2 separate regions of the Homo sapiens genome follow, and region 1 is linked to region 2. The links are chromatin loops, found by intact Hi-C in ENCODE. Cell type or tissue: heart right ventricle. All regions are shown on one strand. Links, peaks and the distances in the headings refer to the core of each region. The heading gives the core; the rest is flanking DNA. Region 1 overlaps LOC102723370 (a long non-coding RNA gene). Region 2 holds the start of LOC105376587 (a long non-coding RNA gene).

Region 1 (12,008 bases), core at 2,618-10,617, 60 kb after region 2:
TTGTCAAAGGTCTTCCAGCAAGTGACTGAGCCTGAATCCCAAACCAGACCTTGCTTTGTATATAATTTACAAGTATTGATGGATGTAATGAAGCTGGATAATTGCTATGAAATATTATTTATGGATTTCCCTATTATGTTTTCAGTTTTTATATGTATCTTATCCCAGATCACAGCAACTGACTCCCCTTGAAAGTTAGAGAGCTCAAAACTGATTTATCAATACAACCACCTCATATGACCAGATTTTCACAGGGTCAAATCTGGTCCTTTTATTCTCAGAGTTCAAGTCTCAACATTAAAATGTATAGCATCAGTATAACCTACCCTGTAGAAAGCTCCCCAATATGTAGCAAGGCATGCTCCTTACCCCACACATCCTTACTGGCCAGAGGTTTCTAGAGGAGGAGATCCTATATGCAATGTTGGTCCACTATCTCTCCATTTTTCTATGGCTTAAGTAAAAGAAGATATTGACTTTGGGATGTCAGCTCAGAGACTGAACAAAGATGCCTCAGTGAATAGGAATATATGCTCTTAGCTGGGGAGTAAATGCCAGCTTTCACTTAAAATACATCCAGGGACCTTACTTCCAGCAAAAATCCCTTCCAAAATTGAGGCCCTAAGAGATCACTAGAGATATGTGAAAGACCTCTGTACTTGGTCCCACAACAGGCCAAGTTTGTATTAATTCTCAGGTGAAGACACATGAAACAGGTTTAACCTATTTTCAGATAGCCCAGAAATCAGTCAGTGGGGAGCCAAGAAAAGCTTTGAGGATGATAAAGTCATTTACTTTGTATTAACAGAAGTTAAGAAGTCCTTTTCTGGAATCTTTATTTGGAAGTCCTCAATGCCTCCCTAACCAAAATAAATCCTTCCCCCCGCCTCTTTTCTTCATAAGCCCCTGGTTACTGCACAGTATCCTCTATCCACAAATATGCCTGGCTAATTGATCCTCTTAATATTAGGGGGTGACTTTCTCAGATGATTTCTTCCTAACCTTTTTGGCTGCTTATAATCCTATTAGCAAGCTCCTATCATAGAACATTAATGTGGTTGTATCTGATTTAATTTTTAGCCAATACCCTACAAAATGCAGTAGCTTATTAGTGATTTTTATGTCATGTGGTTTTAGCAAAATTGAATGATAATGGGATGTGATTGGGTGGAAAATTATAGCAATAGGGTGCTTGGCTTCTATAATTGCAGCATAGGCTTTAGTTAGGAATGGGACTATCAGAATTTCTTTTACTTAAAAGTGATTTCTAAGGCATGGAAAAATCACTGTGTATTTACAATTTATCCAGTAGATGATTAAGTGGCTTTCACTGGTGGATAGTGAGACAGCCTTGCAAATCATAGAGACGATCAAGGAAAGCAGAGGGAAGATAACAGTGGCATTGTCTCATCTGAAGCTTCATTTATTTCTCTCCCCCATAAATGAAGTAGAAAGGGATATAGGATCATGGCAGTAATGGTGGTCTTATCTAAAATAAACTTATTAAATGAGACAGATTCTTTATTAACTAGTCAGGAGTCAAATGATTAAACAGCTTTTCTTGCCATTGAATTTCTAGCAGAAATCAATGTACATTATACAGTTGCAGCAGCTGAGATTGCAAAAGCCCAAGGACAGCGTAAAGACTGATTTACTGAAATATTTTATCAGCATAATGGTCAAGAGATGCAGTTCAGTTTGTCTGTGGAGTACAGCTTATCTTATTCATTGTTGTATGTGTTAGAAAAGCTACTTGCATAATCTTCCCAATTGTAATATTCCTGCTGCAAAACCATAACTGTTCCAACCGAAAAGAATTGTCCACATTCAGGATATTTTTAAGAATGAAAAATTGGTTTATGGGGACTTAAATATTGTCATTCAACTGTAGACAGTGCTACCCAATGGGTTTGGCATGGTTGACGACCAATGCGATGACAAAGGGTTGTTAGACACAATGCCAGGTGCTGGCTGTACCTCTGCACAACACGTAAGAGGCACAGAAAAGACTGCAGTTTATGCTCTTGCATAATTCAAACAACTCACTTGAGCTTGTATGCAAACTTTTTTTAATGCCTACAGCTTTTGGGAGTTTGTACAAATAATTGTCTTTCCAATCTAAAATTAAGAGAATGATGTAAAGTTTAAAAAGAAGAAAAAATATAAACTTAAAGTACAATGGTCAGCAGCTGAAGAATTTCCTTCTCCTTGATTATCAGTAAAGAAAGTTTATTTAATTACTTGTGAAATGTCTGCTTCTAAAAAGGATTTAAAGTGGCTTACAATAAAAGCCATATATAATCAAAAAACCACTTATCTAATACTATGTAATCAAACTAATCCAAGAGTTAATGGTATAAAATAACAAGCACTTTTTTCTGCTCACAATTCTGTGTGTCAGGACTTGGGAAACGAAACAGTAGGATGGTTTGCCCTTGCTCCACAATTTACTGGGGTGATTTGAACAACTGCAAATTTCTGGGATCATATATCTAGAGCCTCAGGTTGTATGGGTCTTCTCCATGCCACCCCTGCTAGGGATGGAATGCTCAGAGTGGCCCTTCAATTATGTCTTTGGTTCTGCTGGAATGACTAGGACAGCTGGGGCTCCTCAGGACTTTGATGGACTCTTCCCAGGCAGCTTCCTCACAGTATGTCATCTTGGGATAGTTGGGCTTAACATGGCAGCTAGTTGTCCCTCGTGATCCGAGATGCATGAGCAGAAGCTGGAAAACTTCTAAAGAATGAACCTCTGAAGTCCCAGAACCTTCCATGTGTATCCTCCATCACATTCTAGTGGTCAAACAGATCACTAAGGCAGCCTTGACTCAAAGGAGATAAATTAGACAGTACTTCTCAGTGGAAAAGAGTAGCCCCGAATATGCAGTCATCTTAATTTACACCACAGGCATAAGGTGATTAGTAATGATAATTTTAAAGTAAGAGGAGCTGTACCATTGAGGAGACAATTATCCTAGAAAAAGAGGTTAATGACACCTTCTACTATAAGCACAGAATTTAACCTTGAACTTCCTAGTGATCAAGGAAAAAGAAAAAGGAAGAACCAGCAACATAATGTTTATTATTTCAAAAAATTAGAGAAAGGTTTTTTCTCAATTATTTTCCAAAGACTAGAATAATAATCAGCAAATATAGAGCATGACATGTGTATTTTATACAGTTCCTTTCTTCCTAAATCTCCCTGTTTGTCTCAGTATCCCAGCCTACCTTTGTGGTGGTAGTCATTCTAGATAGGAAAGTTACTGCTTAGAATGCAGGCTGAGACTAAGAGGGGTGGAAGAAAGAAAGAGGAGAAATGAGGGTAAGCTGAGACAAACACAAAGAAAAAAAATAAATGAGCACAGAGAGAGAAAGAGAGGGAACAAGAGAGAGCAAGAGAGATAGTGAGACAGAGAGAGAACTAGGCAGACAGAGTTTGGCTTGCTCGAACTCAAATGTCTCTAGGACTTGTTTGGCAGGTACCTAAAATATCTGCAACACATGAAGCCAAAATGATAGAAAGAAGTGGATCCTCTGTCAAATGGAAATGTGCATGCCTCATCTAAAAGCACTGTTGTTTTTTATTATTGATTTAATGCCAAATATACCCATTTTTATGGCTGACTTTAGGCTGCTGCTGAATGTCAGGTTATATCGCTTGAATTTGCTTCTGTGGAGAAATTCTGAGCTCTGAGTATGAATAATTATACTGCTGGATTTTTCAGGTCCCTCTTGGTAGAGAGACCCTCCAGGATGGCATTGAGGGCTGATCATAGGGATTCACATAAGTGACCTCCTTCTGTTCTCAGCTACTGAGAAATAGGACCTATCATCTTCTGAAATACTCACTTTGGAAAAAATAAGAGGAGAATTATTATTGCCCATAAGGGATAAAATAATGAACTAAATGAAGCTAGTGCCAAATACTCTTGCTGATCCAGAGCCTTAGAACTGAGAAATGCATCAATGTATTTTGTAATGCAAGCTACCACCATGCCATTTACCTCTGATTGTTACCTTTTGGACATCTAATGTACTAAAAAACAAAAAATGACCATGATGTGTTCTTTACTAATAGAAATACAAGCAATGTTAGCACTCCTCAAATTCTGACCAAAGGGTTATTTTCCTTTTCTTCCTCCTCCTCCTTTTAATGGGCTATCATTAGAACCAATAAATACTCAGAAAAGTGTCATAGCTTCTTGTTTACTTTCTTTTAAAAAATGTGTATATTTAAGGTATACAACATTGTTTTGATATGCATATACATAGCGAAATAATTACTACAGCTAAGCAAATTAACGTTTCATCACGTTCCATAGTTACCGTGTGTGGGTGTGTGTGTGTGTGTGTGTGTGTGTGTGTGTGCGTGTGTGTGTGGTAAAAAGCACCTGAAATCTACTCTCAGCAAATTTTCAGTGCACAAAACAATATTATTAACTACAGTCCTCATCCTATACATTAGATCTCTAGATTTATTTATTCTACCTGACTGCAATTTGTACTTTTTGATCTATTTCTCCTTGCCTCCCACTTCCTGCCTTTGGTAACCAACATTCTACTCTGTTTCTATGTATTTGACTTTTGTAAAATATTACATGTATAAATGATATCATGCAGTATTCTTTTTCTGTGTTTGGCTTATTTGACTTAGCATAATGTCCTCCAGGTTCATTCAGTTGTTGCAAATGGCAGTATCTCCTTTTTAAGGGCTGAATAATATTTCTTTATACATTAATCTGTTGAGGTTTACTTACATTGTTTCTATATCTTGGTTATTGTGAATATGCTACAATGAATATAGAAGTGCAGCTGTCTCTTCAACATACTTACTTCATATTCTTTGGATATATACCCAATAGTAGACTTGCTGGATTAAATGCCGATTCTATATGGTAGTTCTAGCTTTAATTTTTTGAGAGACCTACATACTATTTTCTATAATGTTTTACCAGTTCATATTCTCATCCACAGTGTACAAGCGTTCTTTTTTCTCTTCACCTTCACCAACACTTATCTTTTTGATAAAAGCCATTCTAAAAGATATGAGGTGACATCTCATTGTAGTTTTGATTTGCATTTTTCTGATGGTTAGTAATGTTGTGCACCTACATCATAATCTGTAGAAGAACACTGAAAGTGCTTTCTCTAAAATCTGAACAAGTACAAGGTACAAGGCAAGGATGCCTATTGTCAACACTTTTATTCAACATAGTTCTAGAAGTTCTAGCCAGAGTAGTCAGAAAATAAATAAATAAATAAATAGCATACAAATCAGAAAGGAATAAGTAAATTTATTTGTCTGCAGATGCCATAATTCTATATATCTAGGAGCTTAAAGCCTCCACCAAAAACAAAACAAAACAAAAACCTGTTAGAACTAACAACTGCATTAAGTAAAGAAACAGCATACAAAATCAACATATAAAAATCAGTTGCATTTCTTTATATAAGGATCTTTCTGAAAAATAAATCAAAGAAACAATCTTATTTACAATGGCATCAAAAATTAAAATATTGAGAAATAAATTTAACCAAGATCTTCACAAACAAAACTATAAAATATTGATGAAAAACACTGAATAAGACACAAACAAATGGAAAGACATCCTGTGTTCATGGATTATAAGAATTAATATTGTTAAAATGTCTGTATTATCCAAAGCCATATACAGATTCAACACAATCCTTACCAAAATTTCAGGGGCATTTTTCATAGAAACAGGAAAAACAAATCTAAAATTCGTTTGGAACCACAAAAAAACCCAAATGGCCAAAACAACCTTGAGAAAGAAAAACAAAGTTGGAGGCAACACCCTGCCTGATGTTAAATTATATTACAAAGTTATAGTAATCAAAATAGTATGGTACTGGTATACAAACAGAAACATAGGCCAATGGAACAGAATAGAGAGCCCAGAAATAAACCCAAGCATATAAAGTCAACTAATTTTCAATAAGGCCATAAAGAAGAAACGGTGAGGAAAGGATAGTCCCTTCAGTAAATTATGCTGGTACTCTTTCTTTTTAATCAAAAATATTTTTTCTTAAAAAGTACACTTTTTAATAAAAATAAAACATGCTCCTTTCTATTGCCACAGTTTCTCTCTTCCTTTTTTACAATTATGTGGCAGAGGCTGACAGTGTTTCTAATTTTCTGAACTCCCCTTAGGTAATACATGTTTGTTTTCTAGCAGAGTATATGGCAACCCAATTTTTCTTTTGCTAGTCTCTTCAAATTTAATTATTTTGTTTTTTCCAGTTGTGAGGGAGTCAAACCTGGACATGCTTTATATCTATACCCCCATGGCTCTCCCTGCAGTGTGCCATGTGACAATGTGCTCTTTCCATCATAATGCATCACTTCAATTTAGACCTCACTTTATGTCCAAAGCAGATTTTTTTCAAAGACTGAAGCTGCAGTTCCTTTGATGCCTAAATTAAATGTTAACTAATAGTCAATTTTTCAGATTCCACTCAGGCTATACGAAGTTGGGAAAGAGTCCAGATACCTAGTGGGTCATTTTGAAACAAGTAACTCAAATGTCAATAGATACTAGCCTTTGCTGAGATATGCAAAGTTCATCTGAGTTTCCCCAAATGATGTAGATTCTAAATAGTTTCGATCCTTAATGTTTTCTTTGCTGGTCAGTTTTCTCTGATTCATTGATTGGGAAAAATTAGGTAAGATACAAGAAATTGGACCTCTTTAGATTGGGGTTGATTATCATGAATAAATAATTTGAACTTTCTAGTAAAATGGCCCTGATGGTTTCCATTCATGTATTTGCCAATTAGTTATCTGTATTCCATAAGAAAAAAGGTTTTAGTTCCTATTAACACATTTTACCATTCAGTTTTAATTGCAGTCATAGACATTTGTACTCTAATGTAACAGAACAAAAGATATCATGAAAAAATGAGTTCTATGGGAAAGAGAAAAAAATCATTTCATCTTAGACAAGGAAAATGTATTACAAGTGGGAGCATTCTAAATCCTTAGGTTTCATGAGTATTCCATTTTTCTTGTTAATAGACAGCTGTGCTTTTTATGAACTTCTAAGAGTTGACCAACTTTAGTCAGAGTTGGAGTTATTAAAGGCTGAGGACAGAAGACATAGACTCTCTCCAAAGTGGGCATTTGCAGTGTGGAATTACAGTAAGCGTTCTCATCAACCTTTAGATTGACATTCGCAGTAATGGAATTTATTGTCATTCACTCCCTGCCACAAAGAGTCTAGAATTAAAAGGTCTTGTCCTTCATTGTTAAATACTGATAATTTTCCCCCCTTCAGAATCTTTTGTGAAGCTCTTGCTGGTCCAACTGATACTATTTTTCTTCTAATGAAAAATTTCTTTCCTCTGTAATTCATTTTAAAGGGACCCCAGCAAGTACCCAAACAGGCAACACCTATGTGTAACCAGGCAGAGAGAATGGACCAGAGAAGGGACCCTTTTTAAATGAGGTTATAGGGATGGATAAACGCAGGGGACCCCAAGCAATTGTATATCTCAGGGAATCATGGGATTATATGGTCACTTAAAGTGGAAGTTTAGTAGAGTCTTAGAAGACTCACCAAGTCCTAACAGGTGAAAGACAGAAGCCAAGGTATACCTTAAGACAGTATTGACAAGGAGACAAGAGGCTTCTGGAGTCTGGGATTGCACTGAAGAAAGGGAGTGGAAACTGCAGTCCCCACGTTATGAGACTTTGGTAAGATTTCTGAAAGCTTTGTTACTTCAAATTTTTTTTTGTTATTTTTATTACCACTGTTGGTGTACCTGAGTGAGAAAACTTATTAAAGGGGAAGAACTTGGGTACCCTGCATCTTCCCACAGCTAGACTTGAAAGGATTTAATCTCTAAAGGAAAGAGTGTTAGTGGCTGCTGGAAGAATGAGAATGAGAACATAAACAAGCTGAGTCATTTGTGCTCACAAAGAATAGGCTGGTGGATGTGAGCTGAGCAACAGACCAAGAAGTTTGACACTCACAAAGTCCTTGTGGTCTCTCTACGTCTATAACTCACTAACACAATTACAAGCACCGTGTCCATTTTAATGAAAAAATTAGGGCCATTGGAAGAATAATAGTTTAGCAGAATTAATATTTTACATGATTAATTAAATATTATTTTATCTTTAAACCAACATTCTCACAGCATTGGTCTCATAAGAGTAAATGAGGTGTCATTTGTATCTATTATTTTTGAAATGTCTATTTTGCAAAATTTTAAGAGTGAGGCATGATTTTGGAAGGAAAGATGCTTTCATTAATGGCTTAGATTTCTGACATTGCTTATAAGTAAGAATTATTTGAGAGGTCCTAACAAATAATAATAATTAAGAATTAAAAGAAGCTTTATTTGAAAGAAAACACTGATTCATGCTATGGTTTCCTCTTTGTATATAACCCAAAGATTACAGGGTACTAAATATCACTTGAGAGATGAATATACCCGAAATAGCAAATAGGCACTAATTATGTAAATATATTTTTTAGCAAGAGAAACACGTTTTTGTGGATTTATTAATCCTAGGAAAAGAGAAGAAAAAGCCATTATAGGGGGAAAATAACGAGAAAAAGAGAGAGCGACCAGGAGAAGATATTGAAAAAGCACTGAAGCTCAAGCACAGATTTACTAGGTATCAGATGAACCAGTGATTAGGCTTATCATAAGACCAAAAAATACCTGCCTACTAGTTCTTGTGTTACTTAATATTATCTTATTAAAAATATTTTTGGGGTATTCTCTTAACTTATTGGTATTAGTGAAGCAGGGTGTTTCCCCTATCTCTTCATGAAACTCACAGCAGGAGTACCTCGTTTACTCAGCCCGCTGCTCTCAACTACTTGCGGGAGGGAGTGCATAAGTGAACGAACCAGGACCTGGAGTTCATGAGTGCTAGAACCGGCTGGCCTGGCCACTCTGTCACCCGCGGCATCAAATTCTCTGATGTCCAGCCATAGTCTTTGATGTCCACCTGCTTCTCCCCTCTGCTGGCTGAGCCTGGGGTCTTTATAAGGCACAGGATGGGGTGAGTCAGGGCCATGGGTGGTTTACGAAAAGGCAGCATTCCAGTGGGAAAACATGGATATAAGTTCTCACTTTGGGCCCCATCTCAGGCTTTTTGGCTTGAGAGTGGAATTTCGCCAGGGACCCACCCCTCTCTGCCTAGAATTATTCTGCCTCCTGTTGCTATCAGTAGTATAATTTGGTAAAACCATTCTTGAGGGCATTTGGCAAAATATACACAAAGCCTTAAAACCCAGCATATTTTGTTCACTCTAATTCTTTTTTCCTGGAGAAACATGCACACCACATAAGCATGTTTCCTAATGTGAATAAATGAAAGTGACCTAAAATTCTGATGATAGAAAATTAGATAAATAATCTATAATATATTCAGAAGATTGAATACTCTGTAGCTATTAAATAAAGGTTATAGAAGATTAATTATATGGGAAAAATTATCATAATAAATTAAATAAATGAGGTAGCTATTTCATAGTGCTAGAGCTCACAGCACTAGAAAAGTGTGAAGAATCTAAAAGTCGTATATAATGCACTGGAAGGAAGAAATACAACTTTGCTGAAGGATGCCTGAAAATATTGATTGTGTGTTTCACTGATTTCTACTAGGTCAGAAGGAAACTACTTGCTCAAAAGGAGACCAGAGGAATGAAAATGTGTAAGACTTTGATTTGTTCATTCATTATTCATTTACTTATTCATCTATTCATTCAGCCATCACTTTTCAAATGCCTACCACACGCCAAGCACTGGGCTAGATACAAAGTATGACTGAAGAGTGAGGAGTGATGAAACTAGATAAGCACAAAGAAATGGCTCAAGAAGATTCTCTACACGCCTTGTACCTGATTTGGGGTAATATTTCGGGCAACGAGGAGTCATTGATGAATTTTTGGTAGGGAAATGACAAGGTTAGATTTTTACATTAGACCATCTTGGCAGCAGTTGGGAGGATGGACCATAGGAGGAGAGGACTAAAGTATGTAGTGATTAGGCTTTTGGGGTAGTAAAGTGAGCACCAGGGAGGCCTGGAACCAAGGCAGTTGCCCAGGATATAGAAACAAGGGCAAATATTCAAAAGATACTTAGGAATTATAATTCAACATAGAGACTAATTGTTTATACAGTGCACAGGAATGGACACAGTTTTTGATACATCTTGGGTTTTTAATTTGGATGGAGAACAGAAGAGTTTGGCAAAATATTTTGAATAGCACTCTATGGCACTTCATACTTTTTTAGTATCTCTATATACATATATGTGCTTAGATACAAACTCTATCATAGGAGCTTTTTCAATACAGAAAAGCTGGTTTTAATCCTCTACTATGGACGTTTTTTTGTTGTTCACCTCACTCTCTATGGCTTCCTTTGATAAAGTCAGACATTTGCCACTGAAGTTTAAACTTCTAAAATTTCTGATGGAAATGTAGAATGAGATAATAAAAATGAACATTCATGGAGCACTGACAATGTACCCAGGTCTAGGCTAAGTATTTTACACATATTATACAATTTATTTATTACAACAACATTAGGTAGGCATGCTCACTTTACAGATGAGAAAATGAAGCTCTGAGAAATGACCACTTGCCCAAAATTATACAACTAGTAAGTTGCTCAGCCAGAATTTGAACCAAGGTTTTCACTTTTAAACTTATATCCTCTAAACTCTATCAATTACCATCTGAAATTTCAGACATTCTTAGAAACCATATCTTTCCGTAGGCATTATGGATGAGTTTTGGTGATTTGAGTGGCAGTGTGATCTGATGGCAAGATCATTGAACTGAGGGTTGAGAGTCTAAATTCCTAGTTTGAGCCAGACAACACATTTTTTTATGTGTGTGACCTTGACTAAGTTACTTAACAGCTCTGGGTTTCATTTCCTTCATTTTAAAAATAAGCAGATTGAATTAGGAGTCACTTCCAAGCTGTTATTGTATTTGTAACTTGAGAAATTTGAAATTTCTCTTTTCGCCCACATAGGACAGGGTTTCAAAGCCAAATATAGTTCTATATACTAATGGAATTTGCTTATTTCAAATGCAGAAAAGCTACATTCTGATCAGTTTTGAGTATCAGTTTTCTCATCTGTAAAATGGAATAATATTAATACATAGCAGTGTTACTGTGAAGATTGAATACAAAATTATAATCCTAAGTGGTTTTCACTAGTTCAGTCATCAGAAAACTAAAACAACAAATAAAAATGTCTGTGTTGGCCAGGTGCGGTGGCTCACGCCTGTAATCCTAGCACTTTGGGAGGCTGAGGCAGATGGATCACCTGAGGTCAGGAGTTCGAGACCAGCCTGGCCAACATGGTGAAACTCCATCTCTACTAAAAATACAAAAAGTTATCCAGGTGTGGTGGCAGGAGCCTGTAATCCCAGCTACTCGAGAGGCTGAGGAAGGAGAATCGCTTGAACCGAGGAGGCAGGGGTTGCAGTGAACTGAGATTGTGCCACTGCACTCCAGCCTGGATGACAGAGCAAGAACTCAGTCTCAAAAAAAAAAAAAAAAAGTCTGTGTATATTTATCTGTATCTGGTCTACATAAATATTATTAGATTAAAAAATGAAGTAAGAAGTAATTTGATAAAATTCATTATTCCCCTAGGCCTCTAAGACTTCAAATAATAAGGGGAAATAAGCAAAGTTAGAATTTTTCTATTGTTCTGATTTACATCAGGATTCAGGAATTATTTACAATTAACTTTCTATACTTGTCCCTTATTGATCACTTGATGCATATGCTTTTCTGGAATTGGATTGTTATCCAAGCATGGCAAATTAAACTTCCGATTTAACAATTAAAACCATCAGGCTGACGAATGAGACAGTGAGGCTGATTTATTCTGGGTTAGATTCTGGCTCCCAGGCATAAATGAGACTTTCTTTGTTTTCAAGAGAAGCCTAGCAGGCTGGCTCAGGTGGCACAAGCCTGTTACTGATCTCGACCTATCACAGTCTGCA
Region 2 (12,008 bases), core at 2,028-10,027:
TTGACAGTCCCCAAACCTCCCCAGGTGGTGGCATTATTCTGACAAATGTACTTTCCTTCCTTCCTTCCTTCCTTCCTTCCTTCCTTCCTTCCTTCCTTCCTTCCTTCCTTCCTTCCTTTTCTTCTTTCCTTCCTCCCTTCTCCCTCCTTCCCTCCCTCTCTTTCCTTCTTTAAATTCATTCCTTTGTTATAAATGTATTGTTCTAACTAGGTGCTGAGTTGAAGTAATATATAAAATAGGCCTCATCATTTGCTCTCATTGGCTTATTATTATTTATATACTCTTGTGAGGGAGATAGATAAAAGCCTAATCCTAAAATAAGTAAATTTACAGCATTATAAATCATGTAAACATTATTGAGAAAATAAAAAAGAGTGAAACCAAGAAGTATAAAGGTTTTTCTAAAGATGTGGCATTTAAGCGAGTCTTTTTAAAAAAAATGCAGAAATAAGACTTTTAAAGAAGATCAAAGGAACATTCCAAGAAGAGGAAATATTATTTGCATAGGCCTTGAGCAAGGTTAACAGTTTGGCCTATTCAGGATATTAGAAGAAAATAGGAATGGTTGGAGAGAAGTTAAGGATGGGGAAAAAGCTAGGCAGAGACCAGAATATGTGGTAATTTAATGAAATGGGTTTTTAATGAAATGGGAAATCAGTCACTGATGAATTATAATATTAAGTGCTATTCCTGCTATGAAAATAAGTCAGTGGGAGTGAGGGTAAGAGTGAAATTAGGGAAAGTAGCTAAAAAATTGTATCTCAAGCAGGAGATGGTAGTACATTATGATATCATTAGTGTATGATCTTTAATGGTGATAGCAAAACTGATTGGAGGTGGGACCAGGTATTAAACTCCCCAATTATTTTTCTACGACTCAAAATCTGGAGATAAGACACTTTGAATCCCTCTTGACAGCAATCAGCTGACTACCAATCTGTTGAGAGCACCACATTGACAACCCTGTCACCTTCCTGTAATGTGCAAGTCCATAAATAAACAGTTTCTGAGTCACTACCTTCTGACCTCTATTTACACTTTTATGCAATCAGTCTTGTGACACAGCATTTACAGTGAAATCTTTATCAAGCCCATTAACGATGTAATATGGATAAGTGAGAGAGAGCAATCAATACACAGGGAGAAATATATACCACCTAACTTGGCCTCAACCACATACAACTGAGGCCTCAGTCTCTGGGATGAAACTATGAGCTTTGATCCAACCTCAACTCTCTTTCCTATGCTCCTTAGAGCAATGTGCATTTGGTATCCTTAGTTTCTTCTTGGCAAGCATTCCAATTTGCATATTTTCAGTAAGTTACTTTATTTCTAAACCTTCTACTCACCAGCATTCTTTTCCCAATGACAGAACACCTAAAGGCTTGAGGTATCTATAACTTAGCCTTTATAGGCAATCATCCTGGAAACTTAGAAGCCATTGTCCTTTCACCCAGAAAAAAAAATAAACACACACGCACACACACACACACACACACACAAACAAACAAAAAACACCTCCATTCTCATCAGACCTCAGATCATCTCAGCCACAAATTTTCAACCAAATGTTCAAATACTGTTATGAACATAATCTCATATAGTTGTCCTTAAAAAGCAGACAACCAAACAAAAAAGATTCCAGGATTCAATAAGAGTTAAAAATGCTACATACTTTAATCACCATCTCCCACTTTAGAGATCCATGATGCATTTTAGCATATACAAGTTTTGTGAAATCTTACAGTAGACAATCTTGAATTTTAAGTAACAGAATATTTGGCAAATTCACCTAAGGAAACTATTCTGTGAATACCTACAAATATTCTTCTGGATAGAATTCTGCAAAATATGCCTTGGAAAATGCTGTTGTATTATTTATTGCTATTTTTATCCATATTTCTGATTAATTAATTTATTTATTTACTTTGAGACAGAGTCTTGTTCTGTCTCCTAGGCTGGAGTGAAGTAGCGTGATCTCGGCTTACTGCAACTTACGCCTCCCTGGTTCAAGTGATTCTCATGAGTAGCTGGGACTACAGGCACAGGCCACCACACACAGCTAATTTTTGTATTTTTACTAGAGATGGGGTTTCACCATGCCAGGCTGGTTTCAAACTCCTGGCCTCAAGTGATCCACCTTCCTTAGCTTCCCAAAGTGCTGGGATTACAGGCGTGAGCCATGGCACCTGGCCAATATGTCTGATTAAATTAAATCACTATGGTATCCATGAGGGTGCTCACCAATACCTCTCATTCTCCATTTTTTAGATCCACATGTGGATTTTACTTTCCCTTTCCTTTTAAGTTAAGCATGGACATATGACTGCTAGAATTAGTAAAATATGAGCAGAAGTGTGTCACTTTCAGAAATAAGAATTTAATTTCTGGTACGAGTCTGTCCAGAGTGCTCCTGATCATGCTATGAAGAAGTGCTTATCATTCCTATATTGTGAATGACAAAACTAATTTTCAGAGAAAACTAGGGAAGGATTCTAATCTGTGTGTTTCAAAGTCCATACTTTTTCTAGTACACCTTGCTGCCTGAAGTTTATATTTATATCACACTAAGAAAATGTTAAGGTTTATATGCACCTATCATCTTTCAAAAAGAGATGTTATTCTTTTAATGGGTTTAATTTTGAAACCATTATTCATGCAAAATTCAGTACACTATTCCACCTACTTATGTTTTCATTAGTGTGAGTGTCTTGAGTGAAAGCCAACATTACTCATTTCCCAACAGCAAAAAACACATATCTATGCATTTCTTCCTTTGAGTTAGTAGAAAATGACAAAATATAATATGTCCTTATGTTATTAAAGTACTCAAACCAAGTTAATGAAACCATTCTAATTGAAGACAGCAGGATGTCTCCTATATATCTCTTTTGGAGAATTAGACAAACGTTCAGGAAATTTTGATCCCTGTTCTGCTTTTTACTTTAATTTCCTGTTGTGTTTGGGGAAGTCATCAAACTCTTTCATTTGTAATTTCCTCATTTGTAAAATAAGGATAGTAATGTCTGCTTTGAAAATGTCATAGGTTATTTTTATTTATACACTCATGAAACTTAAATTTATACGTTTATGAGATTACATAAAGACACATGCACACACTACCACTTTGAACCTAAAAACACTCTTAATATGTAGTATTATTATTCTCTTCTAACTCATTTCTCTTTTTATTATTTTCATCCAAATTACTTATTATAACTATAGTCATTGTTTTCTCTATAATGACCAAGAAAAATAAAAAATTTTCACTATTTCAACAATACTTTTACCAATATCTTAAACTCTCAACAGTAGATTAACAACTAGTTATTTCCTGTTATCTGAATCCTACTAACTGAGCACTGCTGGAGAAAGTCGTATTACCAAACATTTACATCATAAAATATATGATAACCAGTCTCACATGGGCCTTGAACATCATACACAAACCTTACCATTTCACTCACATTCTCCTTAACCATTTTAAACATTGCCAATTCTCTTAAAACTCTGATATCCCCAGGAGCCATCCAATCATACACACATATGTTTTTGTTCACAGCAGATACAACCTCATCTTCCACTTCACAGAGGAAATTATTTTCAGTATAAATGCATTAGGTGCCTATTAAATAACAGGCATTGATTTAGTTGCTGGGAATATGGTTATCCAACAGACATATAATGTCCCAGGTTTTTGAGTCTTTATATTCAAATAAAAAAAACAGACAATAAATATGTGAACAGATTTCAAATAAACGTATGGTTAGATAGAGAAAATTCTAGAAGAATAGACAGACAAGGATTGATCAGTATCATAAGTTCAGGTAGTGATGTGTTTTGAGGACAATAAACCAAAATAATAAGATAACAATATGTATACCTTATATACAGTGATCAATAAAGGCCCTTCTAATGAGGAGTCACTTGAGCAATGAGGCAGAGACTGCTGATTATTTATCCCAATATCAGTAATTCTTTCTTAGTAATAGAGCTCTAATTTTTAGTGGGCACATGATCACCAAGAAAAAGTAACACATTTCCTGTACTCTTCTGTAGCTAAGTGTTGCTATATAACTGAGTTGCAGCCAGTGCAATATTAAGAAGTGCCTTTTGGTACTACTGGAAGTTCTTCTTAAAAGGGAGGAGATGAGATTTTTTTTTCCACTTCCTCCACCCCACTGCCTAGATTATGTTGCAATGTTGCAGTTGTAATGGGAAGATACTAGCAGAAGTAGGAGAAAAGGCCTGTGGAATATGTCCATATTTGCATTTGAGAAACAACACTGGCTGCTCTCTGAAGAGACTATGCGGAGCAGAAACAAAGCAAGGTAACTCATTGGGAGGTTATTATGCTCACTCTAAGGCAGCATGATAGTAGCTAGGGAAGCTGCAGAGGGTATGATAAAAGGGGTTGTATTTTGAATATATTTTGCAAGAAGCTAACAAGGCTTGCTAAGAGTTGAATGTGAAGAGTGGCAAGTGGGAAAGACATGCACCAAGGCTGACTCCTAAATTGTTGGCCAGTGAATTGTGGTGCCATTTACTCAAGTGATAAAGACTGGGGAAGAAGCAGATCTGAGGGAAAGTGGATAGTGAAGAATCTTAAGTTTTATTTTGGATGTGTATGTTTAGCCTGGCATGTCTATGAGACATTCAAGTGGAAACATTGAGAAGACATTTGCGCATTTCTGGAGCCCTGGGAGTAAAATAAGATATATACATCAGGGAGTTATAAATATACAAGTGGCATTTAAGCTATGAAACTAAATAAAATCAATTAAATAGAGAATCTAGATGAAGAAGGACAGGGGATTACAGACCATGTGTCACTGCAACTTTTAGAGTCCGGACAGATTGAGGGAAGTCAACAAAGAAGTCTGAGAGGGAGAAATCTGGAAGGTATTACAGAGAAAACAGGAGGGTGTTGAGTCACAAAGCTTGGTGAGAAAGTGCTGCAAGAAAGAGTATCAGACGCTGCTGAGAGATTGAAGAGGTAGAGAAAGAGAATTCATCATGAGTTTGCAAAGATGGAGAGCAACGACCTTGATAAAAGCTGTTTTGGTGAAATGGTAGGAACAAAATCCTTCTTGGGATGAAGAGAAAGGGGAGGAAGTAATTGGCTGTTCTATGAAGAGGAGCAAGGAAATTCCACAATAGAAGGAGTGTGATGAAGAGCGAGTTGTTTGTTCGTTTGTTTGGCTAGTAGGTTTATTGGTTTTGTATATTTTTATTACTTTCTAAATAGGAAGATATTTTTAAGTGTCAGCAAGAAAATTGGAGTAAGCTAATCAATAGATAAATTAATAATGTAAATAAAGGCAGGCTAGAGTATACCAGAGGAATGGATCTAAAAGTAAGAAAGGCAAGCTGAATTTACAACCACGAGAACTGGGATCATGTCTGCTATTGCTAACTATTAAATCCTCAGTTCCTAGAATAGTGGTGAAGACATAGTAGATGCTTATTTATTAGATGGTAAGTAGTTAGATGAATTAATGAATGCTAGGTCTATAGTTTTAACCTGCATATTTTATTACAAAATCTTTCATTCTTATTATTGCATTTTCTGCTTAAAATATCTTGGAGCTTCCCATAGTCTGTTTTAACAGGGATTGTTTAAATACAAGCCTCAAGTTGGCACAAGGACACATGATGTGTGTCTCTGCCACATAATGGCTGGTCTCTGCCTGTCACTGTAGTCTCAGTTCTCTACATTCCCACTTGCATCCTACTCTACATTCACACTGAAGTGAATTACTAGCTCTACAAGTACATCATGCTTTAGTGCCAAGTGTTCTCTGTTCTTGCAAAAACTCTCCCTCATCAGCACCCTGTATTTGCCAAATCCAATTTATCCTTTAGCAATCAGCTTAAACACCATTCCCCCGGGAAGATTTCTCTGACCTGATTTTCTGAACTAGACCTTTTTGATGTTCCCAAAGCAAATGCACAAAGCTCTTACAAATAACTATGATATAATATTAATTTTGTTTATTAGCTTGTTTCCGTAATTAAAATTAAACTCTAAAGTAAATATGCTTTTCATCACTGAATACCAAGAACTTTACTTAAGACATTTAGTTAATGCCATTAAGTATCAAAAAGATGACCATGTCATTTAATCAACCAAAAATATTTACTCTCTCAAAGTCTTCAAGAAATGGGAGTGTCTACGTTGAAATTTTCCTCATATTTTCTTGTTGCTATCTGATTAAAAATTCAAATACTTAATGAGCCCCAAATCTTAAAAGAGCTCATAATATAAGTGAGCCAGGTCATATAAAGTAGCACAGTATCATCATGAGTTAGTGTAGGTTCGCAAATAACAGGGTTTCCATCTGGCATTCCTTCATCCTTTGGCAAACATCCATAATTAATTACAGTAGCCCTACTGAGATGGGATGTGGCCTTAGAAGCTGTTTTAGTGCAGTATTTTTATGCACACTGTATGAAAGTTTGCATAGAAAATGAAATCTATTTTCATTCCCTGAGTTAGTACAGTGAATTGGATAAGAGTAATGTCCTGGGTAAATGGAATAAAGTTCAATTCAACCTTGATGGAAATAGGGAGATAAACTAAGGAAGGTTTACAGCATTGTGTATGCATTGGGAAAAGGGCAGGTAGCCTCATGACACCAGATAGCTGACAAGAAAAAGGAGTTTAGCAAGAGAATGAAAAAGAGATCATGGATAAATTTGAGATATTTTAAAATCTAGTATGGTCCGGTGGTTTCTTATAGAGACCATAAAGTTTCTCCAGCCCTGACATGAATCTCCATGAACATTAGTGCAACTCTTAGTCATCTGGAGGGCTGTAGCCTGGGCCAGATGCAAAGGAATAGATTGATCTTGAAGAGTCCGAAATCTGGTGTTCAGAAATATAGCTGATAATTTACCTGAACAAGGAAATACCTTAGCAGAACTCTGAGATTCCTAGCGCAAAAGAACACTATTACATAATAAAAGCTGTGAAATTCTTGAAGGCAAGAGCTTCAGTTTAACAATCACTGAATCACCTGACATGGTTGGTACCTAATAAATATCTATTCTAGGACTGCCAGCAGTGCCTCACAGTGATATAGTTTGGCTGTGTCCCCACCCAAATCTCAACTTGAATAGTAGTTTCCATAATCCCCACGTGTCTTGGGAGGGACCCAGTAGAAGGTAATTTAATCATGGAAGCAGTTACCTTCACGTTATTCTCATGATAGTGAGTGAGTTTTCATGAAATCTGATGGTTTTACAAAAGGCTTTACCCCTTTTGCTCATTCTTCTATCTCCTGCTGCCTTGTGAAGAAGGACATGTTTGCTTCCTCTTCCATCATAATTGTAAGTTTCCTGAGGCTTCCCCAGCCATGCTAAACTGTGAGCCAATTAAACCTCTTTCCTTTGTAAATTACCCAGTCTCAGGCAGCTCTTTATTAGCAGCATGAGAATGGACTAATACAGTTAATTGGTACCCGGTAGTGGGGCGCTGCTGTAAAGATACTTGAAAATGTGGAAGTCACTTTGGAACTGGGTAACAGGGAAAGGTTAGAACAACTTGGAGGGCTCAGAAGAAGACAGGAAAATGTGGGAAAGTTTACAAGTTTCTAGAGACTTGGAGGGCTCAAAAGATAGGAAGATGTGGGAGAGGTTGGAATTTCCTAGAGACTTGTTGAATGGCTTTGACCCAAATGCTGATAGTGATATGGACAATAAAGTCCATGATGAGGTGGTCTCAGACAGAGATAAGGAACTCATTGGGAACTGAAGTAAAGGTCACTCTTGCTATGAAAAAGACTGACAGCATTTTGCCCCTGCCCTAGAGATCTGTGAACTGTGAACTTGAGAGAGATGATTTGGGGTATCTGGTAGAAGAAATTTCTAAGTGACAAAGCATTCAAGAGGAAGCAGAGCATAAAAGTTTGGAAAATTTGCAGCCTATCAATGTGATAGAAAAGAAAAACCCATTTTCTGGGGAGAAATTCAAGGCCGTGAAAGTATCATGAAAGAGGGGGTCAATAGCCTGTAAAGCCACAGGGCAGAGCTGCCCAAGGCTGTGGGAGCACACCTCTTGCATCAGTGTGACCTGGATGTGAGACATGGAGTCAAAGGGGATACTTTTGGAACTTTGAGGTTTAATGACTGCCCTGTTGGATTTTGGACTTGTATGGGGTCTGTACCTCCTTTATGTGGGTGATTTTCTCCCACTTGCAACAACTGTATTTACCCAATGCCTGTACACCCATTGTCTCTAGGAAGTAACTAACTTGCTCTTGATTTTCCAGGCCCATAGGTGGAAGAAACTGCCCTTGTCTCAGATGAAACTTTGGACTTTGCCTTTTGAGTTAATGCTGGAATGAGTTAAGACTTCAGGGGACTGTTGGAAGGGCATGATTGTGTTTTAAAATGTGAGGACATGCATGAGCTTTGGGCGGGGCCAGGGGCAGAATGATATGGTTTGACTGTGTCCACACCCAAATTGCATCTTGAATTGTAGTTCCCATAATCCCCACATGTCATAGGAAGGACCCCTTGGGAAGTAATTTAATCATGGTAGCAGTTACTCTCATGATGTTCTCATGATAGTGAGTGAGTTGTCATGAGATCTAATGGCTTTATAAGGGGCTTTCCCCCACCCCTTTGCTTATAATTCTTGTTGCTGCTGCCATATGTAGAAGGACATATTTTCTTCCTTTTCTGCCATGATTGTAAGTTTCCTGAAGCTTCCCCAGCCCTACAGAACTGTGAGTCAATTAAACCTCTTCCTTTATAAATTACGCAGTCTCAGTTATGTCCTTATAGTGGTGTGAGAATGGATTAATACACACAGTAACAGTGTAGTTTCTTAATCTTCCAAAATGTCTCCTGACCATTTAGGGAATATTGGTCTCATAAATGCTCCCTAAGAAATGCCTTAGAAATCTCAGGCACCCAAAATGACTGGATAAGCTATAGTGTAGATCCCAGTAGTGAGCTTTGAGGAATAAATCAACAAGATAAAGATGACAAACTAGTTTGTAAATGTTATATAATCTGACAATATAAATGTAATATAAATAACAAAAATGGGAGAAGATGAGACTAAGTGGATAATGGAATATGGTTGCTGATGACCTCATTAGTATTGACTTGTAAGAAAAATGAAATAACAAAAGCTTAAGCATTTTTAAAGAGTCGAAAATATCTTTAAGGTAATGTTTGTCATTGAAATTAAGTAATGGAGGAGAGAAAATGAGAAAAATTGATGCTAGCTATCTTCATTATTGTTCATTGTAAGTAGCTAATAGACATCATCCAGAAAAGACAGTGCTATGGATATTATATAAAGAAAGGTATTGGTATAATGAAAACCACTAGAACAAAAAGATAAACTATCCTAAAAACCAAAATAAATACCATCAACATTTAAAAAAATCATAATGTAGTGAAAGATTTACTGTGTGTAAGTGTGTGATTATATAAATATAATGCAAAATCGTATGACAGAAATTAGAATTTTGAGTAGCTCATTAGTAAATATAAATGTGCTTAGCTTTATTAAAAAAACTAAAAAGATGTTTAGATTGGCTAACAAATTCATATCCAATTGTTTGCTGAACACAAGAGACACACCTAATATAAAATGATTTAGAAAAGTTAAAAATAAAAGGATGGGCAAAGATACATGAAGAAAATACAAATGAAAAGAAGAAGTTGTAATTCTGATATCAGACAAGGTAGAATTTAACCAAACAAGAAAACTTTATAAACTAAAGGCCATAATTAAAAACACAGGTAAAAGAGTTATTTGTGTGCTTTTAAAAAACATAGCAGCAAATTTTAATAGGACATACTAGAATAAATTCATTACTGTTTTTCTTAAGATACATACTTTCTAACTTTCACAACAGGAAATGTTTGAAAGTAATGAGAGTTTGAGAACACTTAGTTCATCTAGTTCCCAGGTTGTGGGCCCAGAGCCCCAGAGGTAATGTCTAATCCCAGATGTGGGGAAACATAGGTACTCCATAAGTCTGTCATTTCTTTTTGCTGGAAAGAAAGGGGATGCACAAAGACATATGTCATGTCAAAGGGTCACTGTCAAACATGAAGGGACTTCTAATGGCCAAAGATTCAAAAATGACAAAAGTTAAGCATTGAAAAAATAATAATTGAAATTGATTCAGACTCATTTCATATATAAATACCTGTAAAATTATGATGATATGTAGAAAGAAAGAAAGAGGTAGGAGAAGAGAGCTATCCACACCTCTCCCAATTAATTGGTTGTATTAGAAGTAACAGGCCCCAAATCCTTTCTCTAACAACTTAAGAATTAAATGCTTTTCTTATTGCAATTGTTTTTCAGTTTGCTCAAATCATACTATTATCTAAATATTGAAAAGTTATTCTTTGTTAAAATAATTATTACTAATATATGTAGAAGAAATGATAGAATTACAAATATTTTGCAATTTCCCATTTAATCATTGGGGCTGGCACCAATAATTAAAAACAGGAGACAATCATGGGAAATGCTGATAAGAAAAAGAATAAGAGGATGGGGCTGTCACACCCTGAACTCACAGGTAAATCATAGCATCACCAAGAGATAGTTACATATTTTGTGTCTCTTGATATGGTGAATATAAAATATTTAGCACCATCTGTAAAATATTCTTACCAAATGGTTGAACCTGATTCTAGTAGAATGTAAGTCATGAGAGCTCATTTCCAGTTTTCAGGAAATAATAAGGTTAGAAAAAACAAAGACATATCTTCAATATGGAACGTCCTTCAAATTGGCTGACCTATTTTGTTTTCTTTTTGCGTAAATCAATAGCATGAAAAAAAGGAAATGTACTAGTCCAGCATTAAAGAGGCTCAGATTCATAACAACCATATGTAATGATAGACGTGGGTTGAACCCTTATTGAAGCAACCCATACTTTAAGTTGTAAGGAAACAACTGAGGAAATATGATTATAAACTAAGTATTAGATGGTTACAAGGATTTGTGTTTAAAAGAAAAAACAAGTAGAAAAGAAAATTGAATATAAAGAGACAGATAAAGCAAGTGTGGCAAAACCTAAATAATTCTTGAGTCTGAAAGATGTGTTTGTGGGGTTTTTCACACCATTGTCCTTATTTTGTTAATGTTTGAAAATTTTTAGAGTAGCTTTTAATAAATGTAAATAATAAAAAGGAAAAAGTTCTCATCTGTTTTATAAACTTTGAGAATAATTAAAAGAATAAGGCTTCTAGGAAACACAAAGCTCTAATCAGGAGCACAGAATGATGGCTAATTTGTTTTCAGAAGTAAAACAAGTACCCAGCACATAAAGCCATTTTTTTATAAACCTTACTCAAATTGTAATGCAACTGCTAACCTTTGTAAATGGGATTTTTTAAATAAAAATGTGCCCTGAGGCAATTTATATTTATTGTCATGTCTATGGCTAAAACCAAGGAAACCAAATTCTAGTTGCAAGAAAGATTGTATTTCCCTTCTTCGTGAGCCTAGTGTAAGGGAGATTGGTGGCTTTCCGTTTCCTGCATTTTTCCTTTTGTAATAAAGCATTTAAGTTTATTTCTTAGCAAGACCTGTTCTGCAGTCAGAAAAGCTCTGGGGAAGATTTGGGCTTTAATGCCAGCAAATGGAATCATGGATGGTGATGTTGATCTAGCGTTTGGCTTGTAAGAAATGCTGAGCCAAATAATCCTGCAGTGTTCTAGAGGGATCTTGTGATATAGTTTGTCTTTCTGTCTATTCACAATCAAAAATAAATCACAGGATTAGCTTACCTAGCAACAAGCAATGGGATGTTGAGTTTTAGAGAAATCAGAAAGACTTGATCTATGCAATTGAATGCCACTCACCTCCAGAATTCTGTTCTAACTCATTAGGGTGGGCATAGATGTCTTGGACTAAGTGAAAATGCAACATCAGTGAAATGTGTCATTTAGCATCTGCTAACCTCCTTGGCTCTCTTCTTTCCATCATGATGTTCCCCTTTCTTTTGGTCAAACATAAGCTTTCC

The links. A loop is a pair of places that touch in the nucleus more often than their neighbours do. Peaks named below come from ENCODE experiments on the same cell type or tissue, not always from the same donor. Only the 100,000 strongest peaks of a DNase experiment are listed, where the experiment ranks them.
Region 1: a loop joins it to region 2, with 4 times the contacts of the local background. A loop is called at or near these places in 2 of 110 quality-filtered maps.

The regions. Positions count from the first base shown.
Region 1 is chr11:21,967,510-21,979,517 of GRCh38, forward strand. The region is part of intron 2 of LOC102723370 (a long non-coding RNA gene); the gene reads left to right. Among named protein-coding and RNA genes, the nearest start is that of ANO5, 220 kb to the right of the region's middle. In heart right ventricle, for the core only: no CTCF peak of the experiment used is centred there; no DNase peak of the experiment used is centred there.
Region 2 is chr11:21,908,326-21,920,333 of GRCh38, forward strand. All of the region lies in intron 2 of LOC102723370 (a long non-coding RNA gene), which reads left to right. LOC105376587 (a long non-coding RNA gene) reads left to right here and starts at 4,270. Exons shown (of 2, transcript XR_931117.3): 1 at 4,270-4,331. In heart right ventricle, for the core only: no CTCF peak of the experiment used is centred there; no DNase peak of the experiment used is centred there.